2 separate regions of the Homo sapiens genome follow, and region 2 is linked to region 1. Evidence: chromatin loops called from intact Hi-C (ENCODE). Cell type or tissue: heart left ventricle. All regions are shown on one strand. Links, peaks and the distances in the headings refer to the core of each region. The heading gives the core; the rest is flanking DNA. Region 1 overlaps GDI2 (GDP dissociation inhibitor 2). Region 2 overlaps TASOR2 (transcription activation suppressor family member 2).

The links. Hi-C counts contacts between places; a loop is a spot of excess contacts. Peaks named below come from ENCODE experiments on the same cell type or tissue, not always from the same donor. Only the 100,000 strongest peaks of a DNase experiment are listed, where the experiment ranks them.
Region 2: a loop joins it to region 1, with 2.0 times the contacts of the local background. A loop is called at or near these places in 49 of 110 quality-filtered maps.

The regions. Positions count from the first base shown.
Region 1 is chr10:5,800,213-5,811,874 of GRCh38, reverse strand. It overlaps GDI2 (GDP dissociation inhibitor 2), which reads left to right. Exons shown (of 11, transcript NM_001494.4): 2 at 11,170-11,277. LOC124902367 (a long non-coding RNA gene) reads left to right here. Exons shown (of 2, transcript XR_007062041.1): 2 at 1-8,784. Among named protein-coding and RNA genes, the nearest start is that of GDI2, 7.4 kb to the left of the region's middle. In heart left ventricle, for the core only: no CTCF peak of the experiment used is centred there; no DNase peak of the experiment used is centred there; H3K27ac peaks cover 1,006 bases.
Region 2 is chr10:5,687,930-5,699,591 of GRCh38, reverse strand. The region is part of intron 1 of TASOR2 (transcription activation suppressor family member 2); the gene reads right to left. Among named protein-coding and RNA genes, the nearest start is that of TASOR2, 8.9 kb to the right of the region's middle. RefSeq lists a silencer at 6,699-6,928. In heart left ventricle, for the core only: no CTCF peak of the experiment used is centred there; a DNase peak (open chromatin) is centred at 6,741; H3K4me3 peaks cover 1,248 bases.

The DNA.
Region 1 (11,662 bases), core at 3,808-8,807:
GGTTTGTGAAGAATTAGAATCGTGTTTTTCTGGTCTGTCATTTTTCTGTTTATAGTTATATGCAATTATTAGAGAATATTCATTCTGAATACTTCGTTATGTTTGACCAATCCAGGAATAATCCTGTGTCTGTCTTTGAAAAGCTGGAAGACTGTTGGATGCCTAAATGAATAGGCCCTACCCACTGCAGGTTTTGTGCTTTTTTTTTTTTTTTTTTAAGTGCCTAATTGGGATTCCAAGCTGAGCTTAGTAGTTTGTGGTGGATTTTGCCTGTTGGAATGGGTAGTGTTGCTGCCAGCGTGTTTTAAGAGCCGGTTAGTTCCACCGTTTTTCTATGGTTGTTGCTGGTCTTTCAGATTTGCTCACAATTGAGGTCAGTTAAGCATGCACGAGTGAGTGCAAATCCACCATCATGCAGGCTTCCACAAGCCTCGTTCACATCACTTTGTATCAAAGATGGTGAAAGTGTTTTTATATAACAAGTTAAGATAATGAGCTTTGTTTAAATTTTCATTCGGATTGTGAACTCTTTGATGAATGGTAGATGCATACTTAACTAGAAATCAGACCTGTTTCTGCTGTCATTTTGTAGCTGTGATAACTTTAATCTCTGTGAGCCTTCCTAAGTTTTCTGAGATGTTCTTTGATAATTATATCAATTCAGGACAATCACATTATTACCATCATTGATAGGAGTAGTGATGACAGGATGATTTTGATAATGAGAAATCATATATCCTTATTTTTAGTGTTACCAGGAATTAGATGATTAAAAATTAGAAGAAGAGAAAACCAAAGTTAGCACTCAGAATTAACTTTTGAATGTCTGGAGTTAATTAATTTTCTTAAAATTTACTTTAGTGCCTGAGACTTAAGAACCTAAAAAAAGGCAAGTACTTTCAGTGTTAGGAACTTGTTACTTTTAAAGAAGTGTAAGGAAGTGCTGGAGTTGCTGTGTTGCTTAGTGCTGCCATTGTTTGTATGAGTTGTTAAGTCTAAGCTCATAATCACAAATATTGATAGTTATCTTAATCAAGAAGATACAAAACGATTTGGTATAAAGGAGTAAAATCTTCATTCTGTGTGTAAAAGAAATGGAATATTCCACACAATTGAATTTTCTGAGGAACTAAAGGTTATCTCTAAAGAGCACAGCTTTTGGATAATGCCTTTCTAAATGCTGTCACAACTTCTTTAACAAACTAAGAAACATAATTTACTTGATAACCAAGTTTTCACATAGTGAAGATTAACTATTGTGTTATGCTGTAACATGGTGAAGCCATGAAGACCCCGCCAGCTTTGTAGGAACTTTTGCCCCCTTTACTCTCAGGCTGCTATGCTTTTTGAGCTCTTCAGTTTACTCTTCATATTTTTTCCCTCTATCTTACTTTACTGTTAGGCTGGCAACATTTACTTTTCTCTGCTTTCAGCATGTGTAGGCAGCCTCTCACCACATAATTTGCACATAGTTCACTATGGACTTGGAAATAAATTCACGAGTCTTGTTAGACATAGTAGATTAAAACAATAAGAGTAACTAGTTCCACAGCTGTTTGTGCTTCCCAGAGGTTTTTTTCTTCCCATTTTTTGTTCTACACAGTAAGAATTTATGAATAGAAATATATACTTTAGTGATGTATACCAGATGATTCTCAGCATCATATGTTTAAAAACTTGCTTTACATCCCAGATACTTTTCCTCATTTCTCTTTATCAGAATTTTGTGATTTCAGATTCAGAGAAGGTTTTATACTTGATTTTAAAATTCTGAACTAAAATTCAGATTGCCTCTTGGATTTGCTTAATCTTTGATTTGCTCTTTGAGAGTTCTTGCTTATAGCTGTGTTAGAGTTCTGTAGACAAAGGACTTTCTATTCACTACAGTAGTGAGCATAGGATCAATATTTGCAAATGCTGTTACACTTGGGAGCTGTGTTGTAGGCAGTTTAAACCAGCGTTAAGCATCCTGGCCAAAAGAAAATATAAGTGAAATTAGACATATTTTAGCATGTAGAGATGACAATAGTGTGACATTGGTTTTTAAAGACCACTGGTAGATGTTCACATGCGTGATACACTGCAATTACCTCTGTCTTCCCTCCCATGGTACCTGATTGGAGACTCTTACTGGAGTAATAGTTTCAGTTTCAGTTATTTAAACCCAGTGACTATTGTGATCAGTTATGGGCAGTAAAAAGGTAAACACAGAACCTGTCTATAAGTAGCTTGTTCTCGTGTTGGAGAGTAACTAATAAGAATTAGTATGAGAAAGCATTAAGTCCCCTAAGAGGTGCACTTATATGAGTTCAGTCAGGGAATCAGGAAAACCTTCGTAAAGAAGGAGATATTTAGCTGGCTTTAAAAAAATATTGGCAAGGTTTGAATGGAGGAATGATTTTTTAGGCAGAGAGCAGTCAGTGTAAGTCAATGCTAAGTCAAGGATGTATGTAGGGAATGGGGAGTGGTTTGTTTTGCTTGAAACAGAAGCTTTGGAGAGAGATTCTAGGCTAAGAAATGTGAAAATTATCTTCAAGGCAGTGAGAGAGGACTTTGAGCAGGAGAGTGATATAATTAGCCACATTTCAAGAGAAGGTATCTTTTGACAGTTTTTTTTTTTGTTTTTTTTTGAGATGGAGTCTCACTCTGTTGCCCAGGCTGGAGTACAGTGATGTGATCTCGGCTCACCGCAACCTCTGCTTCCCAGGTTCAAGCAGTTCTCCTGTCTCAGCCTCCCGGGTAGCTGGGATTACAGGTGCCTGCCACCATGCCCAGCTAATATTTGTATTTTTAGTAGAGATGGGGTTTCACCATATTGATCAGGCTGGTCTCGAACTCCTAACCTCAGGTGATCCACCCGCCTAGGCCTCCCAAAGTGCTGGGATTATAGGCATGAGCCACCGCGCCTGGCTGACAGTTTTTAATGAGATGCATTAGAGGGGCAGAGTCATTTAAAGAAACATTCTTCATAAAACAGCCATTTTTATTATGTTGCTGTAAGATACTTGCCATTGAAATGAACTGATTTAAAATTTTTCTGGTTAATTTCTCATGTTTCTAGGTAAGTAGTTTTGAAAAGGCACTTTAATATTAGTTATTAGATACTTTGTACTCCTGATCACATTTGTGTGTGTGTGTGTGTGTGTGTATTTGTAGTTTTTTTTTTTTTTTTTTTTTAATAACAACAATACTTTTTATTTCTGAGACAGAGCTCTCTGTTACCCAGGCTGGAGTGCGGTGGTTCAATCTCAGCTCACTACAACCTCTGCCTCCCCGGTTCAAGTAATTCTCCTGCCTCAGGCTCCCAAGTGGTTGGAATTACAGGTGCTCACCACCACGCCCGGCTAATTTTTTTGTATGTTTAGTAGCGATGGGGTTTCACCATGTTGGCCAGGCTGGTTTTGAACTCCTGACCTCAGGTGATCTGCCTGCCTCAGCCTCCCAAAGTGCTGGGATTACAGGCGAGAGCCACCGCACCCAGCCCATAACAGAACTTTAAAATGCAGTAGGATTTGATAGGGTGTAGAGGATTTTTTGTTTGTTTGTTTTTGAGACAGGGTCTCGGTCTCTTACCCAGGCTGGAGTGCAGTTGTGTGATCACAGCTCACTGTAGCCTCAACCTTCCAGGCTCAAATGATCCTCCCACTTCAGCTTCCCAAGTTAGCTGGAACTACAGGAGGCATGTAGTTTGGGTATTTTTTGTAGAAATGGGGTTTTGCCATGTTGTCCAGGCTGGTCTCAAACTCCTGGGCTCAAGCAGTTCTTCTGCCTCGTCCTCCCAAAGTGTTAGGATTACAGGCGTGAGCCACCTTGCCCAGCCAGGGTATAGAGTTTAGTTTGTCACTAGGAAGGTATATCAAAATATTAATAAATTTTGGCTCTATTCCCTTCCAAGTCTAAATTGCTCTGTAATCGGGGTTGGGGAGTGGGCATTAATTTTTCAGCATACCATTGTTACTGGCCGTGGAAACACCATGTAGGTGTAACAATTCATATATAGAAATTTCATTCAGCCTCTTCAGGTGCTTTGTCTAATATATTTGGGTGTTGTCCAAATGAGTTATTCTGTTTTTGATGATTGCAACTCTGGTGGTATGTGTAGGGTGCTGAAGGAAGAGAACGTCAGTATCGCTGATGGTTCTGTCCCCCAGCCCCACATCCACATATCTACACGTACTAGCACTTTGGTGCAATTAAATATTAAAAACCATTTTGGTTGGTTACCTGTTTTTATGTAGGAGAACGTCAAGTGCCAGGTGGGTGGCAGATGCTAGTGTCATACAGAACTTGGATTCTGAAGATGGTTTTATAGTCTTAGTGATTTTGGATGTGAATATGTATTCTTATCCTGCTTAGGTCATTTGTAGGTGAGTTTGAAGTTACAGTGGGTACTCTTACCTGTTACATTTACAACTCATGTTGGTGAATATTCATTCACATACAAGTTTCGTGGTTAAAGTTACTTGATGTACATGATAGATGGACCAGCTTTTCTAGTGTGAAAAAGAGAAGCTTAGTTTTTATGGCTTTAATGTGCTTTGCTTGTGAATATTGTGTATTCATCAGATAGGTTGTAGTAGAATTTAATTTTGAGCTGGTAATTTTGGAAAAATATTAAAATTTTAGGATCATTAATATATACTGTGCCCAGATATGACTGATAAATTCTATCAATTAATGACTTCACCCATGTTTTAAAACAAAGCTTATTATGTTTGTGCTATTATATATTCTTTTAGCAGTGTGGAAGCAGTCTTTTATAATAGTTGGGTATAGAGGAACTAGTGGGCCTGCAGATTTTTTATTAGCTTTAGTTAGCTCTTGTCATATTTGCTCCAAGTGGTGCCTTTGAAGGTAGTTGCTGTCAGCTCTTTGGACTCGGCCACATCTTTAAATTACTGGGCCCTTTATTTTAGGCCTCAGTGCTTGCTTTACGGCCATAGTCCAGTGGGTCATGCTTAGTGTGAAAGGTTATATATAGAAGCTGTGCAACACTCCAATTTGCTTGCTGAGATTTTGCTTTCAAAAGTCTGCAGTCTACTTTTGTCAGCTGGGAATGTAACTGTCTTCCTCTGCTGTGTCATAACTTATTTTTAAGATAGTAAATATTTTATTTTCATATGTGGAACTATATGTTGGTGCTGCTTTAGGTTGTTTTCTTCCCCCACCCCCCAAAAGTAAATTGTTTTAGTCAGTATTAGGGTTGATTTTTGTAGTTGTTAAAATACCTTCATTTCCTTTTATGAAGACATAATGAAGAAAGTGAAAAGGCAGGCCACAGAATGGAAGAAGATAATTGCAGTACATGTAACTAATAAAGGATTTATATATAGTATATAAAGTACTTTTATAAAGCAGCGAGAAAAAGCCCATTTAAAAAATGGGGAAAAATTTTGAATAGGCACTTATCATAAGTGCCTTATCACTTAGCTTGATCATCAGTAAACGTTTTTTTGTTTTTTTTTTTTTAAATTTTCTTTTGTAGAGATGGGGGTCTCACTGTGTTACCTGGGCTTAAGCGATTCTCCCACCTTGGCCTCCCAAAGGGCTGAGATTATAGGCATGAGCCACCATGCCCGGTCCCTAATCATTAATCAACTATTTAAAAAGTGTTCAACCTTATTTGTCCTCAGGAAATGCAAATTAAATCACTTCTTAACTAGAATGGCTAAAATTAAAAAGGCAACAGTGTAAGTGGTCAAGGATTTGAAACAGTGGGGACTCACTGCGGACAAAAGTGTAAATTGGTACAACCGTTTTTGGAAAGCTGTTTGGTAATATCTGTTGAAGTTGAATGTATTTATACTCTTCTTGATATATAACAGAAATGCACACTTAGAAGACACATGCGAGAATGTTGATAGAGCATTATTTGTAATAGTGAAAAACTGGAAACTATCCAAATATCCACCAGGAGTAAAATGGAGAAGTAAATTGTGGTATAGTCATTCAGTGGAATCGTCTACAGCTGTGTTACCCAAAGTGTGCTGCATAGATCAGCTGCATCTGCAACACCTGAGAATTTACCAGAAATGCGGAAGTTTAGGCCCCAACTCGGATATTACACAGAATCAGAATCTACAGTTTAACAGGATCTCCAGGTTATTCTTATATATAATAAAATTTGCAAACACAGCTTTAGTAATTCTTGAAATTGGTCCTGGACCAGCATCATCAGTATCACCTCATCAGCATCAGTGGTGGCTGACACCTGTAATCCCAGCACTTTGGGAGGACAAGGCAGGAGGATTGCTTGAGCAAACCTTGCTTTGCAAGGCCAAGGCTGGGCTACATAGTGATATCCTGTTGCTACAAAAAATTAAAAAATTTGGCAGGCGTGGTGGCACATGTCTGTAGTTCCAGCTTCTCAGGAGGCTGAGGTTAGAGGATCTCTTGAGCCTGGAGGTTGAGGCTGCAGTGAGCCATGATCACACCACTGCACTCCAGGCTGGGCAACGGAGTGAGACCCTGTCTGCATCCTGCCAACCTTTTTTTTTTTTTTTTTTTTTTTAAAGAGCAAATTCTCAGATCCAACCTCAGACCTACTAACTCAGAAGCTCTGTAGATGGGGCCTAGCAGTCTGTGTTTTCAAGCCCTCCAGGTGATTTGGATACAACCTGAAGTTTGGAAATCTGGGTAGAATTTACATTTCTAACAAGTTGGCAGGTGATGCCAAGTCAGGAACCACACTGAGATGCCCTGCTTGCAGGGTTAGCCATACACTCTGAAAAGCTCCCGATAGTAGCCGGGTGCCATGGCTCACCCCTGTAATCACAGCACTTTGGGAGGCTGATGCGGGTGGATCATGAGGTCAGGAGTTTGAGACCAGCCTGTCCAAGATGGTGAAACCCCATCTGTACTAAAAATACAAAAATTAGCTGGGCGTGGTGGCGCACACCTGTAGTCCCAGCTACTTGGGAGGCCGAGGCAGGAGAATCGCTTGAACCCAGGAGGCAGAGGTTGTGGTGAGCTGAGATCGTGCCATTGCACTCCAGCCTGGGCAACAAGAGAGAAACTCTGTCTTTAATAAAAAAAAAAAAAAGCTCCAGATAGTAAATATTTTAGGTTATGTAGACGTTCTGGTCTCTGTCACAGCTGCCCAACTCTGCTGTGGTACTAGGAAAACAGCCATAAACAGTATGTACATGAACAGATATGGGTATTTACCAATAAAACTTCACAGAAATAGCCTTCAGGCTGGATTTGTCTCATCTCTGGGGACCTTTGCTCTATAGCAATGATAATAAATAGACCATGCACAAAACATGAAAGAATCTTAAAACGTGTTGCATAATGTCAGACGCAGAAAGTTAATACACATGATTAGATTTTTAGAGTTCAGAAGCGGGCAGAACAAATCTTTGCTATTAGAAATTATGAGAGTGCTGGGGGATGGTGGTGGTTATGATTGGAATACGGCATGAGGGCCTTCTGGAGTGCTCAGAATGTTTTGTTTCTTGAGCTAAAGAAAGAATGATTCAGGCTGGGCGTAGTGGTTCATGCCTGTAATCCCAGCACTTTGGGAGGCCAAGGTGGGCAGATCACTTGAGGCCAGGAGTTCAAGACCAACCTGGCCAACACGGTGAAACCCCATCTCTACTAAAAATACAAAAATTAGCCAGGCGTGATGGTGCATGCCTGTAATCCCAGCTATTTAGGAGGCTGAGGCAGGAGAATAGCTTGAACCTGGGAGGTGAAGGTTGCATTGAGCCAAGATCGCGCCACTGCACTCCAGTCTGGGCAACAGGGTGAGACTCCTATCTCAATAAAAAAAAAAAGAAAGAATGATTCACACTCCTATAGTGAAATTTGAACCTCATGGTAAGTAATTTAAGACATTTAAGAAATACTAAATGAATAGATATATTATGGAAGAAAACTTGAAATTTGTGTGAATTTTAAAAATACGGGTTTCAAAGTCAAATAGACTTGTAGAGAATAAGATTGTTCTTTGACATCTAGGGTCCTTTGGATAAATTTGAGAAATATTAAAGATTTATAAAGATACATGGAATTTCCTTTGTCTCTTTAAGAAATAAAGCACTGATCACTCAAACCCTTTTTGAGTGATTATATGCCCCATCTCTGTGTTTCTTCACATTAATTGTATTAATTTTTTCCCTCTTCTTAATTTGGTTTGTCTTAGTGTATTCATGCTTGCTTTATCTTTTTCCTGAGAGTGGTCATTTATACTTTTCGGTTGATGGTCAATTTATTGGTGGTTGTCCTATATGCTTTGCTTAGGGCTCTAGTTTTCAAACTTTTTAGTCTCAGGATCTGTTCACGTGCTAAAAAATTCAGGACCTTGAGCTTTTGTTTATAAAGGTTGTAGCTATTGATATTTATCATATTAGAAATGGAGGAATAAATAAATCACTGACAAATAATAAACCGATTACATGTTAACATGTATAACAATTTTAACTGTATATGTACTTTTTTTTTGTTATTGAGATAGGATCTCACTTTGTCACCCAGGCTGAAGTGCAGTGGCCTTATCACGGCTCACTGCACCTTTGCCCTCATGGGTTCAAGTAATCCTCCCACCTCTCAGCCTCTTGAGTAGCAGGGACTACAGGTGCTCACCACCACACCCAGCTAATTTTTGTATTTTTTGCAGAGATAGGGTTTTGCCCTGTTGCCCAGACTGGTCTCCATCCAACTCCTGGGCTTAAGCCATCTGCCTGAGTATATTTTCTAAAACAAAATTGTGAGAAGACTATCAATATTTCACGTTTTCTGCAAATCCTTTAATGTCTGGCTTAATAAAACTGAATTCACATACATGCTTCTGTGTTCAGTTCTGTTGCGATATATTGTCTAGGCTGAAGTATATGAAAACAGGTCTCACACAGACATGTAATTGGAAAAGGGAGGAGTAATTTAAATATAGCCTTTCAGGTTATTGTAGATATTCTTTGGTTTACACAAAAGCACAAGTGGTAGTTTTTAAGAGATAGCAGTATGAAATCTGAAGCCACATTAATGAATGTTTTATATTCTGATATATTAACACCCACTGATCTAGCTTGCACTTTGAATTCCTCTTTTTTCCTCCTGTGTGATTTTGTAATTTCATTCACCCGTTATTTGGAAAACAAGGTTTACTCTGAGTAAAGTGGGTCTTAATGTTGACATGTTTCATTTTACATTATCAAAACATCATATTTGTTAGTATTGTCACTGATAATGTTAGAAAAGTTCTTCATGTATTGGGGAACCTGACGTGTGCCCATGGTGGTAGTTGTAAGTTTTCCATAATTCTTTTTTTTTTTTTGAGATGGAGTCTTGCTCTGACACCAGGCTGGAGTGCAGTGGCGCGATCTCGGCTCACTGCAGCCTCCAACTCCCTGGTTCAAGCGATTCTCCTGCCTCAGCCTCCCGAGTAGCTGGGATTACAGGCATGCGCCACCATGCCCAGCTAAGTTTTGTATTTTTAGTAGAGATGGGGTTTCACCATGTTGGCCAGGATGGTCTCAATCTCCTGACCTTGTGATCCACCCGCCTCGGCCTCTCAAAGTGCTTGGATTACAGGTGTGAGCAGCTGTGCCCGGCCAAGTTTTCGGTAATTCTAATTTTCATTTAAAATTTGACTTATTGGCAGCACGTGTCAGTTATTTTCCTTTAGGTTTTCTTTGAGAAAATGTCAAATACCTAAATCTGAATAATCATAGTTTGTTGGTCAGTTCTTTCAAATAAAAATGATTATTCATAAAAAAAAGCGGCTAGTTCAGCTTACAGATCAGTGGCACAGGTTTTCCCTGAGCTGAAGTGCTGTCTGTATTCTTCCCATTTTTTCACACACAATGTTTAAAAGATGACTATTGAAGGGTATATGTTTATTAAATAACTTTATTAATTCTTTTTGCTACTCAGTCTTGCTCTGTCACCCAGGCTGGAGTGCAGTGGCGTGGTCTCAGCTCACAGCAGCCTCTGCCTCCTGGGTTCAAGCAGTTCTGCCTCAGCCTCCTGAGTTGCTGGAATTACAGGCATGCACCACCATGCCCTGCTAATTTTTGTGTATTTAGTAGAGACAGGGTTTCACCGTATTGCCCAGGCTGGTCTGAAATTCCTGGGTTCAAGCATTACACCCACCTCGGCCTCCCGAAGTGCTGGGATTGCAGGTGTGAGCCACCATGCCTGGCCAATAAAGTTACTTTTTAATGCTTTTATCAAGGACATCCTTTTTTTTGTTCTTGAGATGGAGTTTAGCTCTTGTTGCCCAGGCTGGAGTGCAGTGGTGTGATCTTGGTTCACCACAACCTCTGCCTCCCAGGTTCAAGCAATTCACCTGCCTTGGCCTCTTGAATAGCTAGGATTACAGGCATGTGCCACCATGCCCGGCTAATTTTGTATTTTTACTAGAGATGTGGTTTCTCCATGTTGGTGAGGCTGGTCTTGCTCTTCTGACCTCAGGTGATCCACCTCCCCTGGCTTCCCAAAGTGCTGGGGATTACAGGCGTGAGCCACTGTGCCCACCCTATCAAGGACATCCTTAAATGAATGCCTGGCGATGAAGACTGTAATGATGACTAGTATAGTTTAGAGCCCTGTCTTAATTTGTTTTATCCACCATTGATTTTACATCATCAGTGGAAGTGTCAACACTGAAAAGGTGACTAGGCTGGGCACGATGGCTTACGCCTGTAATCCCAGCACTTTGGGAGGCTGAGGCGGGAGGATCACCTGAGGTCAGGAGTTCAAGACCAGCCTGGCCAACATGGTGAAACCCTGTCTCTGCTAAAAATACAAAAAATTAGCCGGGTGTGGTGGCGGGCACCTGTAATCCCACTTACTCAAGAGGCTGAGGCAGGAGAACTGCTTGAATCCTTGGAGGTAGAGGTTGCAATGAGCTGAGATTGCGCCATTGCACTCCTGCCTGGGCAAGAAGAGTGAAACTCTATCTCAAAAAATAAATAAAAAAAAAAAATTAAAAGGTGACTAATGTCTTAGTGTTATTATGAAACAGTTTTAATCTTGGGATGCATAGGAGCCCACAGACCACACCTGGACCCCTGGTTTCTTAAGGGCTTTCTTCATAAATTATGTCATGTTGCATGAATATAAGTGTAATTACTAAGAGAATGTGTAATGGCAGGCTTGAAAAAAATGATCTGTTTTAAATATGCTGTAGAACTTTCTTTTCAAGGTACTATGCTTTTTCTATAGGAATGTATCCTGTCAGGTATAATGTCAGTGAATGGCAAGAAAGTTCTTCATATGGATCGAAACCCTTACTACGGAGGAGAGAGTGCATCTATAACACCATTGGAAGATGTAAGTGTTAGTCAAATTTCATACGCCTCTCACACTTTGTGAGTATTTCACTTGTGAATCTCTACCTTATTCCTTAGAGATGGTCTTAATTTTGTTTTGTTAAATGGAATATCTGGAGCACTGTTTTTCAGGAGCTTCTGGTTTGAAGCTCATAGAAATTTACATTTTGACTTTTGTTGCTATGTGGAGCAGTTATCTCTTAGCATTAACAGAGAATAGTCTAGGAAGGGAGGGTAGAGGATCGTCTGATGTGCCAGCGCAAGTCCAGTGCTTTCCTCATGGCTTTATTTATTTTCTCAGTCCCTCAAAGATTTTTTTTTTAATCTCCATTTAACATAGTCTCTGTGGGGTTAAAATCTGAGATGGGTTGTAAACCCAAGTTACA
Region 2 (11,662 bases), core at 3,620-8,619, 110 kb after region 1:
CTTGAGTTCTTGTATTTCTTCTTTCCAGTAGTTCTCCGTAACTTCTATGCTTCATTAATTTTATTTTCTAATACAATGTTGAGATATAATTCATACGGCATACAATTCACCCACATAAAGTGTACAATTCAATTGCTTTTAGTATATCCACAGAATTGTGCTTAGTATATCCACAGAATTGTGCAACCTTCACCACAATCAATTTTAGAGTATTTTCATTATCCCCAAAGAAACCTTCTACCCCTTAGCTATCCTCCTCACCCCTCACTGGTTCCTAGGCCTAGGAAACCATAATTTACTTTCGGTCTCTACAGATTTGCCTATTCCAGACCATTTCCTATAAACAGAGTCATACAGCACGCGGTCCTTCATGATTGGCTTCTTTCACTTAGCCTGTTTTTGAAGTTCATCCATGTTAAAGCATATATCAATATTTCATACCTTTTTATGCCAAATAATATTCCACTTTGTGGATATACTACATTTTGTTTATCCATCAACTGATGCACATTTGGGTTGTTTCTACATTTTGGCTATTATGAATAATTATGCTATGAGCATTCATGTATAAGTTTTTATGTGAACATGTTTTCATTTCTCTTACGTATATACCTTAGAGTAGAATGGCTTGCTCTTCCAGTAAATCTGTGTCTGCTCATCTGAGAAACTGCCAGGCTGATTTCAAAGTGGCTGCACCATTTTATATTCCCACCAGCAGTATACAGAAGGTTCCAATTTTTTCACAGCATTACCAACACTTGTTATTATCTGTCTTTTTGATTACAGCTATCTTAATGGGTATGATGTGGTATATAAATTTATTTTAAAATTTGTATTAAAACCTTAGGTCACATTTTCCATCTACTTCAAAAGGTCAGCAAACTTTTTCATAAAGGGTCAGAAAATAAATACTTTAGGATTATGAACCACACGGTCTCTGTCACAACTACTCATCTCTACCGGTAGAGCATAAAAACAGCCATAGAAAATGCATAAATAGGAATGACCATGTCCCCATATAACTTTATTTACAAAAATAGGCAAGACCACAGGCAGTAGCTTGACCACTTGTGATTTATTTTCTGCTAATATTGTTTTGAAAAATATCGTCTGTAGAAAATTGTGGTTTTTCTCTCTCTTTTTTTATTTTTAATCATATAACTGTTCGGTTAACTAATGTTTATTAACAGACCATCCTGAAGTTCACTGGCTTACAACCACAATCATTTTTTTATCACTCACATCTCTACAGTGTTCATTGAATTCAGCTTAACTCAGCTGGGGTGGCCCTCACTCTCCTATCTCTCATCTTCCCTCAACCAATGAGCTAGCAGAGACATGTTTTTCTCATGGAAATGGCACAGATAGAAAGAGAACAAATAAAAATACCCAAGGCCTCTTAAGGCTTAGGCTTGAAACTGATATGTTATCACTTTTACCTTAGCAAGTCACATAGCCAAACACAAAGTCAAGGAGTAGGGAAATATCTCTGTCACTTTAATGAAAGGAACTGCATAGGGTCATGGAGTGAACATAAGGAAAAGTAAAGCACTAGGGTCAATAATGCAATTGGTAGTGGTGATCATTGCACAACCTTGGGAATAAATTAAAAGCCAGTCAACTGTACACTTTAAAATGGTGAATTTTATGGCATGTGAATTATATCTTCAATAATAAAAATAATATAAAAGAACAAAAAACCAACATAAAACATAAAAAATACCATCTACCAGACAGTCACTGTATGGATGCTGTACATACTATTTTTGTTATACATGTCTGAATGAGATGAATTATCCTGGACTGTTATCAGAAGATTCAGGGTGTAGGGAGGGGTAGGGCACTTGTCATGTTTCTTTAGGGTTCCCTCTGTTCCTAAATCAGAGGACTGCTGTTTTATAATATGGTGCCTTGTTCCTTATCTAATCTCCAAATGTAATCTGGTTCAGGAGGGCCTTTATTGCCAGCTCTGCTTGCCTCTTAGAGACACAACCCTTGCTTTCCAAGGTTATGCACTCATTTCTAGGAGTACTTTATTAGCACTAAGATCTCTGCCTCCCCCATGCCCCACCCAGGCACTTTCTCATTCTGCTTTCTCCTTCCTTGATACCATATGGCTCCTCAGTCTTAGCCAGGTATACGAGACTTCTCTCTTTGGATAGGGCTGATTCTGGATATGAATAAGTTGCTGGAGATACCTGAAATATGCTTCTTCTGCGCAACTTTATCTTTGTCACAGAACTGTTGGAACTTCCCACTGGGGATACCTAACAGCACTTGCATACAATTTAAAGTTAAGGTTTCCTTTTTCCCTGAATTTGTTAAAATGCAGTTTAAGAGCTAGCACCTCGTTCTCTGCCCCCATTCTTCTTTTCAGAAGTAGGAAGAAAATCAATCTGGTCTTGTTCCTTTTGGAACTATACATTCGGTACAATGAAGTTTTGTTTATTTTTTGTTTGTTTCTGTTTTATTGATCAGGGCGCTTAATAGGCCCTTTCAACCTAGAAAGTCACCTTCTTCAGTTCTGGGACACAGATAGTTTCCTTCCACTGTATTAGATGAAGAACCTCCTTGGTTGGCCCTCTAATTTTCTCATCATTTCACTCTTATTTTCTAATTCTTGTGCTCTTCTGGTTTTTTGGGGAGAATTCTTCAGCTTTATTATCTAAACCTTGTATTAAATTTTTAAGAAATTTCTTCTGTCGCAGCAGTTTTTTTTATATAAACTTTTTCATCTTTCACAGATGTAATATCTTCTCTTTAAAGATACTAGTTTTATTTGTTGAAGTTTCTTCTGTTCCCTGAAGTAAATCTATTTATACTCAGCTCCTTTTATTTCCTACTTGGTCTCTTTTTCATTAGAGACTTTCATTCTATGGCAGGCGACCCTTGGCTGTACATTTATACTCAAATGTGAGGCATTTAAAAGCTGACTAGGGCCAGGCACCAGTGGCTCACACCTGTAATCCCAGTACTTTGGGAAGCCAAGGCAGGAAGATCACAAGCCCAGGAGTTGAAGACCAGCCTGGCAACATAGTGAGACCCCATCTCTACAAAAAATAAAAATATCAGCTGGACGTGGGGGCATACGCCTGTATTCCCGGCTACCCAGGAGGCTGAGGTGGGAGGATGGCTTGAGCCCAGGAGTTCAACGCTATAGTGAGTTATGATGGCGCTACTGCACTTCAATCTGGGTGACAGAGTGAGGCCCTGTCTCAAAAAATGAAATAAAAGTTGACTAGAAGCTGTGGTACGTGAACAATGCTTCCTGACCAGCGGCTGTACTCTCCAGGTGATCTGATGGATCCAACTGTTCAATCGGGTGAATTTCCATAGTTCATATCTGTTAAATACTGTGCCATGGGCTGGTAAGTTTCCCCAGCTAAGAATCCGTTAATGTTTTGTTGAGGGGCACGTAAGCCTGATAGTTTGGAAGCCAATCAAAAAAAGACAACCGCTCTAGGTTCAGCATGTTGACCTGACTTTCACTCAATCCTCATTTTCATTTAGGTGCTTCACCCCCACCTTAACCATCTGGAGCCTCCTAGTCTCCTGGGTATAAACCTTCAGTCTTCCGTCAAGGTAGAGGAGAGAGTAGTTGTCTGGGTGTGTGGGAGTGGAGAAGGGGTTCCAGGGTATCAAAATGATAAAGACCATCAACCAACCCTTCTATTCCCACCCCATCCTGTAATTCTTGACTTCAGAAGTCCTGTACTTGATACCCCCAATTCCTAAAACTTTTCCAGATTCTGTGGAAAGAATCTGCTTGCTCCTTGCTGGGTTACCTCTCTTCAGCTTTCAGCATTCTCTAATTCATGAAATCATTTATTACTTGCCCATCTCCTTTCTAGTTTCCCAAATACTGATTTCAGCTATATCTTCCTCTCACCTCCTCTTGATCTTTGTGGATTTATATCCTTATTCTTTTACTATAATCTTAAGAGAGACTTCCAAAGAGTGTATACAATTGAACATGTTAGACTAAAAGTGTCTACTTAACCTGTCTTAATTTCTACCATTAAAAAATGATGCAGCTACCTCCTACAATGGTAGCTACTATTGCCATTATTTTATATTTTGTGTAATTATGAAGACCTCATTTTACTAATGCACCCACCACAGCCCTAATTACACACCAAATCAATACATACTAATTTAAATAATTAGCTGTTAGTGTATATGTATGTACTCAATAGTCATTTACTCAAATGCATAAAAAGCACAATCTAAAGATCTTCAATGATATTATCTCAAAGCATCCTGTCCTTTTCTTGCATGATTTATAATTACATATGTGTAGTTTCTTCATTAATGTCATTTTCCTTAATGAGCCAAGCAATATCACGGCAGGAACCATATCTGTTTTGTTTACTACTGATTACTCAGCATCCAGTCCAATTCCTAGCACATAGTGTTTAGTAAATATGAATTTGGTAACTGAAGAATAAATAATACTTGGCTATTTAATCTGTTCCGAAACTCAGAAAAAGAAATGAAACTTCTCAATTGTTTTTACAAAGCAATCAGATGCGAATACCAAAACTAGACAAAACACATTAAAAAACAACAACTATAGACTGATCTCTTATGAATATTGATATAAAAATCCTAAATATATGCATTGGCAAAGTAAATCCATCAGGACATTAAAATAATAACAGATCAATTAGGGCTCATTCCAAGATGCAAAAATGGTTCAATAAATAGTAAATCCATAAATTTAACCATACTAATAGGTCAAAATAAAAAACCACAAAGGGGCAGCTGGGGTCTGGGATGGGGGTAGGAGAGCCACATGTCAGACTGTCAAAAGGAAGTTACTATATAACGTTCACCAGATGCTTTGTAACATGCAAATTTTTGTTGCTGCACAGTATTTCTTCATTTATGCATGCTATTTTTTACCATACTTAATCCAAAAACAAATTAAGATGCCCCCAAAGAAAACTATTTAGTAACAGTGAAAAATGTCCTACCATAAATTATTCAGGAGAAAGTTCCAAAAGAAGTATATGTGTAATATACCATATCTTAAAGAATATAAACCACAATTTAAACAATGGTCATCTTCTGCACACTTATCAATATCTGGTATTTTTTCTTGTTTATCTGATTGTCCTCCAACCACTAGATTAGTTTCATGAATACAGGGCTTTGTCCTTTTCATTGTTGTATGCCAGTGCTCAGAACAGTGCCTGTTATACAGTAGGGTTTCAATAAATATTTACTTAACAAATTAATCAATTAGTTTTCCAGATCACTTTATTTCTAATTAAAGCCCCTCAGTACCCTCTCACTGCCCTCAGAACACAAAACACACCCTCCTGGCCATGGACAAGTAAAATTTGGTCCCTGCCAATTTCCTATACCTCATCTTGCTCTACTTTTCCCTGACTTACTACTGAGTGGCAGCTACATGGATTTTTCTTTTTATAGCTTTTTCCTCTTTTAAGGCCTTTGTGCATGCTGTTATTTCTGACCAGAATTCTTTTTTTTTTCTCCCCATTCCTCCCATGGTTGAGCTCTTTCTGTTCCTTTAGTGACATCTATTTAAGTCATCCACTCAGATAAACCTCGGATTACCCTGCTGCAAGTGTTTTCTTTAAAGCATTAGAACATGGAATTATTATAAATTTACTTTTTGGTGGGTTGGGAGAGGTCTATTTTCCCCAGCAGAATGTAAGGTTTATAGAGGCAGGCATTGTCTGTTCACCAAAGTCCCCAGGGTCCAACAGAGCTCCTAGCACCACAGTAGATAATCAAATATTCTATGAAGTTATCTTTGGATGGGACAAGTACAGGTAGTTTTTGCTTTACTTTTTACAGCTTTATATATTATCTGAAATTTTAAATAAACATAATCTGGGTGAAATAAAGCTATTTCCACTTTGGAAAAAAGATCTCCTGTAGTCCTAAGTAGCAGCCAGTTATAGTTGTGGTTTTGTGGGGGTTCCCCCCTCCTCCAGGGATGAGGTTGCCCAGGTTGGTCTTGAACTCCTGAAGTTACAGGTTTTTTTTAAATGAAGAAAATGTAGAGAAAACAAATAGCATTTCCCGTAAGTCAAAACAGAGACCCAGAAAACAAAGTGACCCTATTAAAAGCCAAAAAATACAATTTGAGAAATACACAATTTTCACAGAAACTTAAACATTCATTAAAAAATTTCTTGCCACATACGAGTTTAAACCAAGATAATCACGGCACGCACAAAGGGAGTAAAAACTAAGGTAATAACCTGCAAATACTTGAAGCGCAAAGTCAATGTGCAATCCCTGTTCTACATTTCAAAAGATGACCTTAGCTATTGTAGGTTTACATAGGCACACACACAACTAGCACCGTCTCTCTGGCGGTTCTGCAAGGGCTCCACCACTACCACACACAATCCACTCACAATCAGGAGTGAAGTTAAGCCTTCGGGTACCATACAAAAGTGTCTTTCATCACCAGGGCTCTGCTGCGGGGCCTCACTGACCCTGCCAAAGCTTCTCTCCCCACACCCTCACCAGAAGGTAAAACGTTACTAGACAGAATAGGCCCATTTTCTCGGGTCTCCTTCGCACTCAGCGCTGTATTAACAGTCACCTCCGTGGGTGAGCCCGCCCCAGGCACAGCGGGGGTCAGAGCTTCCCACAACAGCATGTGGGAGACCTAGGCCCCTCCCCGACTCACCTCATGGTGTGTTGGGGAGGGTGGCTGTGTCTCTGCTCCGCCGGCAGCCCCTCCGGCCCCCTCCCGCCAGCCAAGGCCAGTGCGCCAGAGCGGGGAACTCCGCGCAGGGCGTGCTGAGCGTGTAGGGCGCGGGGCCGGCGGCGCCTTTTGAAAGTCAACAAGGGCGACGCCGGCTCCGCGAGCGGAGCCCAGGGGCATGGCCCTGACTCGGCGCCCACGGACCCCACAGAACGAGGGGATCCCTGCAAACCCCACTGAGCCCGTACAGCCAACAGGGCTGGGAGATCCCCGCACACTCCGTAGACCCAACGGAGCTTGTAGCGGGTAGGGACTCCACACACCAGGGAACCCTACAGAACCCGCAGGACCCCAGGACCCTGCAGACCTGGGCGGGCTCAGTCGTCAGAACGGAGCACAGGACAGCAAGCCAACTGCCCCCGAGTTCTTGGACGTCACACAGTAACCCCACTAGGAGGATGGTTTTAGTATTATTTTACAAAGCTCACTCCAAGCTCCAATTTCCTTAAGTGTCCTACCCGCAAGCCCCTAGTAAGGATATCTATCAATCTCAGGTCTAATCTAAAATACACGTTCTTTTCACTACAGTGATCTCAAGTTATTATAACTCTTCGTCCCACATCATTTATGCAGCCTCACCGGCTACAGTTTGATGCAGCTTTTTAAATTTACTATGTAGATAATAAAAAATGTATTTATACATGTCACAAAATTAAAAAGTCATAATGAATATGGCTTTTTTTTTTTTTTTGAGACAGAGTGCAGTGGCACAATCTGGGCTCACTGCAACCTCTGCCTCCTGGTTTCAAGCGATTCCCCTGCCTCAGCCTTCTGAGTAGCTGGAATTACAGGTATGGGCCGCCACGCCTAGCTAATTTTTGTATTTTTAGTAAAGGCGTTTCACCGTGTTAACCTGGCTGGTCTCAAACTCCTGACCTCAACTGATCAGCCCGCCTCTGTCTCTCTAAATGCTCAGATTACAGGCGTGAGCCAACATGCCAGGCCTGAATATGGTTTTTTAATACTTCACATAGCTTCAGGAAAATTGATACCAATGCCTGGGGTAGGGATGAGGTCCCTTCCCAATAAGCCATGCAGCCCTAACAAAATTTACGAAAAATTTAATCAAACGGAGGTGCAGGGGGAAGATGAAGTGTTTGGCCTGATCTAAGGACATCTTTACTCATTATGTTTTAACTAAGCAATCTAAGATACCCACATGCATTGCCCAGAAGAAAGCCTAATTAGTAGATCTTATTCATCATTACCATTAGTGTGTTGTATAGCATATAGGATAATTTGAACTTATAAAGCAAGTTAAATTCATAAACAATTATGTAGATTAACAAAGAGCTATTCAAAATAAAAAATTCACTAAGGTATTTAGTATATCCAGTAGGAGACAAATTACCTTTTTTAAAAACTTTTTTTTTGGAATTACACCCCTTGAGTAAAGTGTATTACACCTATGTACTATGACTTTTTCATTTAGCTGTGGCTTGCTTATTTTTGGATTTAATATTCAATTTTTGAAGATTGTTTTAACATTCTCAAAATCCAGTCTACCACAAAAAGTATTTTTGGTAATCAGGCTGATGCTTATAAACACCACAATTTTTTTCCTCCTACATTATGTAAAAACAACAACAAATTCTTTAGAGACCATACTTTTTATATTCAAGATCATATAACTTTCTTTTTTTTTTTTTTTGAGACGGAGTCTCACTCTGTCGTCAGGCTGGAGTGCAGTGGCGTGATCTCGGCTCGCTGCAATCTCTGCCTCCCAGGTTCAAGCGATTCCCCCACCTCAGCCTCCCAAGAAGCTGGGACTACAGGCATGCACCATCATGCCCGGCTAATTTTTTGTATTTTAGTAGTGACAGGGTTTCACCATGTTGGCCAGGATGGTCTCGATCTCCTGACCTTGTGATCCACCCACCTCGGCCTCCCAAAGTGCTGGGATTACAGGCATGAGCCACCGCGCCCAGCCTCAAGGTCATATAATTTTCATTAGAATTATTTCAAAGCTTATATGGTGACTTTTTAAAACATCTCTATACAGTAATGACCATTGTTCTGGCTCCTCATCAACTGGGTTTATGAGTTTGTGCTTTGGCATTAAACCATCTTTTGCCTGTATAAAATGGTTGTATCGTATTCATTAATATACTTATTGCAAGGATACACACTGTTAAGTAGTTTTGTCCCTCTTACAAAAATATCCTGAGAATAAGTTCCTCTCAGAAACAATTATATTTCAAGACCCACTTTTGGGTACTCTTGATTATTACATATGGCAAAAGAGAACGTGACATCTGATTTATGCCAGAATAAAGATAACTATGTATGGCCACCACCTCTACACGTAGCCCACGCAAAATGTCCTGGGCACAGATAAATAGGGGATATGCACAAGGGTAAAGTAGGTGCCCCAACTGGACAAACCTCAGGCATTGGGATCTTGAATATTCCTTCTCCTAATGAGGGAGCAGGTGTACATGAAAGGTTCTAAACAGGGTCTATTTCACCATGCCAAGGAGGGTAGTGAATCTTTATACAAAATATTAGCAAGGGATTTAGTTCTCCGATTAAATGTAATTAAAATCTTACTAAGAGAAAACAAAGTACACTCCAGATACATTTCTTATGATAAAAACAGTAATTTTAAAAAGCAAATTAAAAAAGCCAACTAAGCCAAGCAATAAAAGCAAAAGCTGGTTATTTGTAGAGTAATAATAAAGTAGGTAATCTTTTAGCAAATATAAATAAGTAAAAAGGAAAAAATTAAATATTGAAAGCAAAGACGATACAACCACAAATACAAGGAAGATATTTCTAAAATTATAAATCACCATGTATAATTTATATCAATAAATCTGAAAACTATAAAAATATAATTTACCAACATTGGTCTAAATGGAAGAAACATTTAAATAAACCAATAATGATGAAGAAAATGAAAAGAGTAGTCAAAAACTCTACCCCCTCTTCCAAAAGACTAGTTCCAGAGATTTCCTGTTTTACTTTTAACTTATCAAAAATTATCAAAAATCCACAAGTTTGGCAATGTATGTCTGTTGGGGAAGCTGTGGGAAACAAAGTGAAAGAAGAGTAAAAGACCAGAAGAGAATATTTACTATGTAGATAATTTAAAAAATTATTTATACATTAAGATAAATAACACGAATGGAAATCACATTTAATAAATTATGAATAAACACATTTAAAAACATCTCCAATTTACAGATTTAAGAAGACAATCCCAAGCAAGATACATACATGCTTGTTTTTTTGTTTTTTTGAGATGGAGTCTTGCTCTGTCGCCCAGGCTGGAGTGCAGTGGCGTGATCTCTGCTCACTGCAACCTCTGCCTCCCGAGTTCAAGCAATTCTTCTGCCTCAGCCTCCCGAGTAGCTGGGACTACAGGCGCGCACCCCCATGCCGGGATAATTTTTGTATTTTTAGTAGAGACAGAGTTTCACCATATTGGTCAGGCTGGTCTTGAACTCCTGACCTCTTGATCCGCCCACCTCGGCCACCCAAAGTGCTGGGATTACAGGCGTGAGCCACCGCACCCGGCCAATACATACAAGTTAACAGCAAAGCAGCAAAAAGCTAAAGATCAAAACAAACAACAAAAGAACCCACAAAAAACAGTCAGAACAAAATGAATTGATAGACTGATAGGTGACTTTTCAATAGCAATAATGAAAGCCAAAAGACAGAGGAATAAGAGCTTCAGCATGTTAAAAGAAAACAATTGCCAACTTTTGTATTCAGCAAAAACATCATTCAAGAATGGCTGCAAAATAAAGACATTTTCAGGTGAACAAAAACTGAGTGTTCATCATCAATAGATCTTCAATAAAAGCCATTCCAAAAACTGTACTTTTTAAAGGAGACAGGGTCTTGCTCTGTCACCCAGGAAGGTGTGCAGTGGCATGATGATGGCTCACTGCAATATCAACCTTCTGGGCTCAAGCAATCCTCCCACCTCAGCCTCCCAAGTAGCTGGGAACACAGGTGTGTGCTACCACGCTCCACTAATTTTTTTTTTTTTGTAAAGATGGGGTCTCACTATGTTGCCCAGGCTGGTCTCAAACCTGGCTGAAGCAATCCTCCCAGCTCAACTTCCCAAAGTGCTAGCATCACACGCATGAGCCCACGCACCCAACCAATTTTCTGAAATTATATAATGAAATGTGTCATGTGAAAGAGCTGCACAATTCAGTGAACCAATGTTTTCCAAATGACACATGTGTAGGTAAAAGAGCCCTTGAAAGTGCATGGTAGGCCAATGTTAATGTCAGAGCATGAGAAGTTCATTCATATGATTTGCAATTCTACACTGCAGCTAACGTTTAACAAATTGTTAGGGGCTGGATGTTATAGTCCCAGTGCTTTGAGAGGCGAGGCAGGGGGACTGCTAGAGGCCAGCAGTTCGAGACTAGCTTGGGCAACATAGCAATACTGTCTCTACAAAAAAAAAAAAAAAAAAAAAAAAATTAAAAATTAGCTGGGCCTGGTGGTGTGTGCCTGTAGCCCTAGTTACTCAGGAGGCTGAGGCAGGATTGTTTGAACCCAGGAGTTGGAGGCTGTAGTGAGCTATGATCACATCACTGCACTCTAGCCTGGGCGACAGAGCAAGACACTGTCCTAAAAAACAAAACAGAAACAAAAACACAAAACTGTTAGGTTTTGATGAGTATCAAAAAAGAACATAATCATCTGAAAAGATTATTAAAATATTCATCTCTTTTCTAACTACTCAGCTGAATGACGCTGGATTTTCTTCATGCACTTCAACCAAAATAATACATGGCAACACAATGAATACAAAAGCAGATGAGACTCTAGTCATTAAAGGAGACCTTCAGCGTATTTGCAAAAATGTACAAAAATCCCATTCTTGTCACTAATTTTGGGGAGATAAAATATGTTAAGATGTAATGGGTTATTATATTTAAAGGT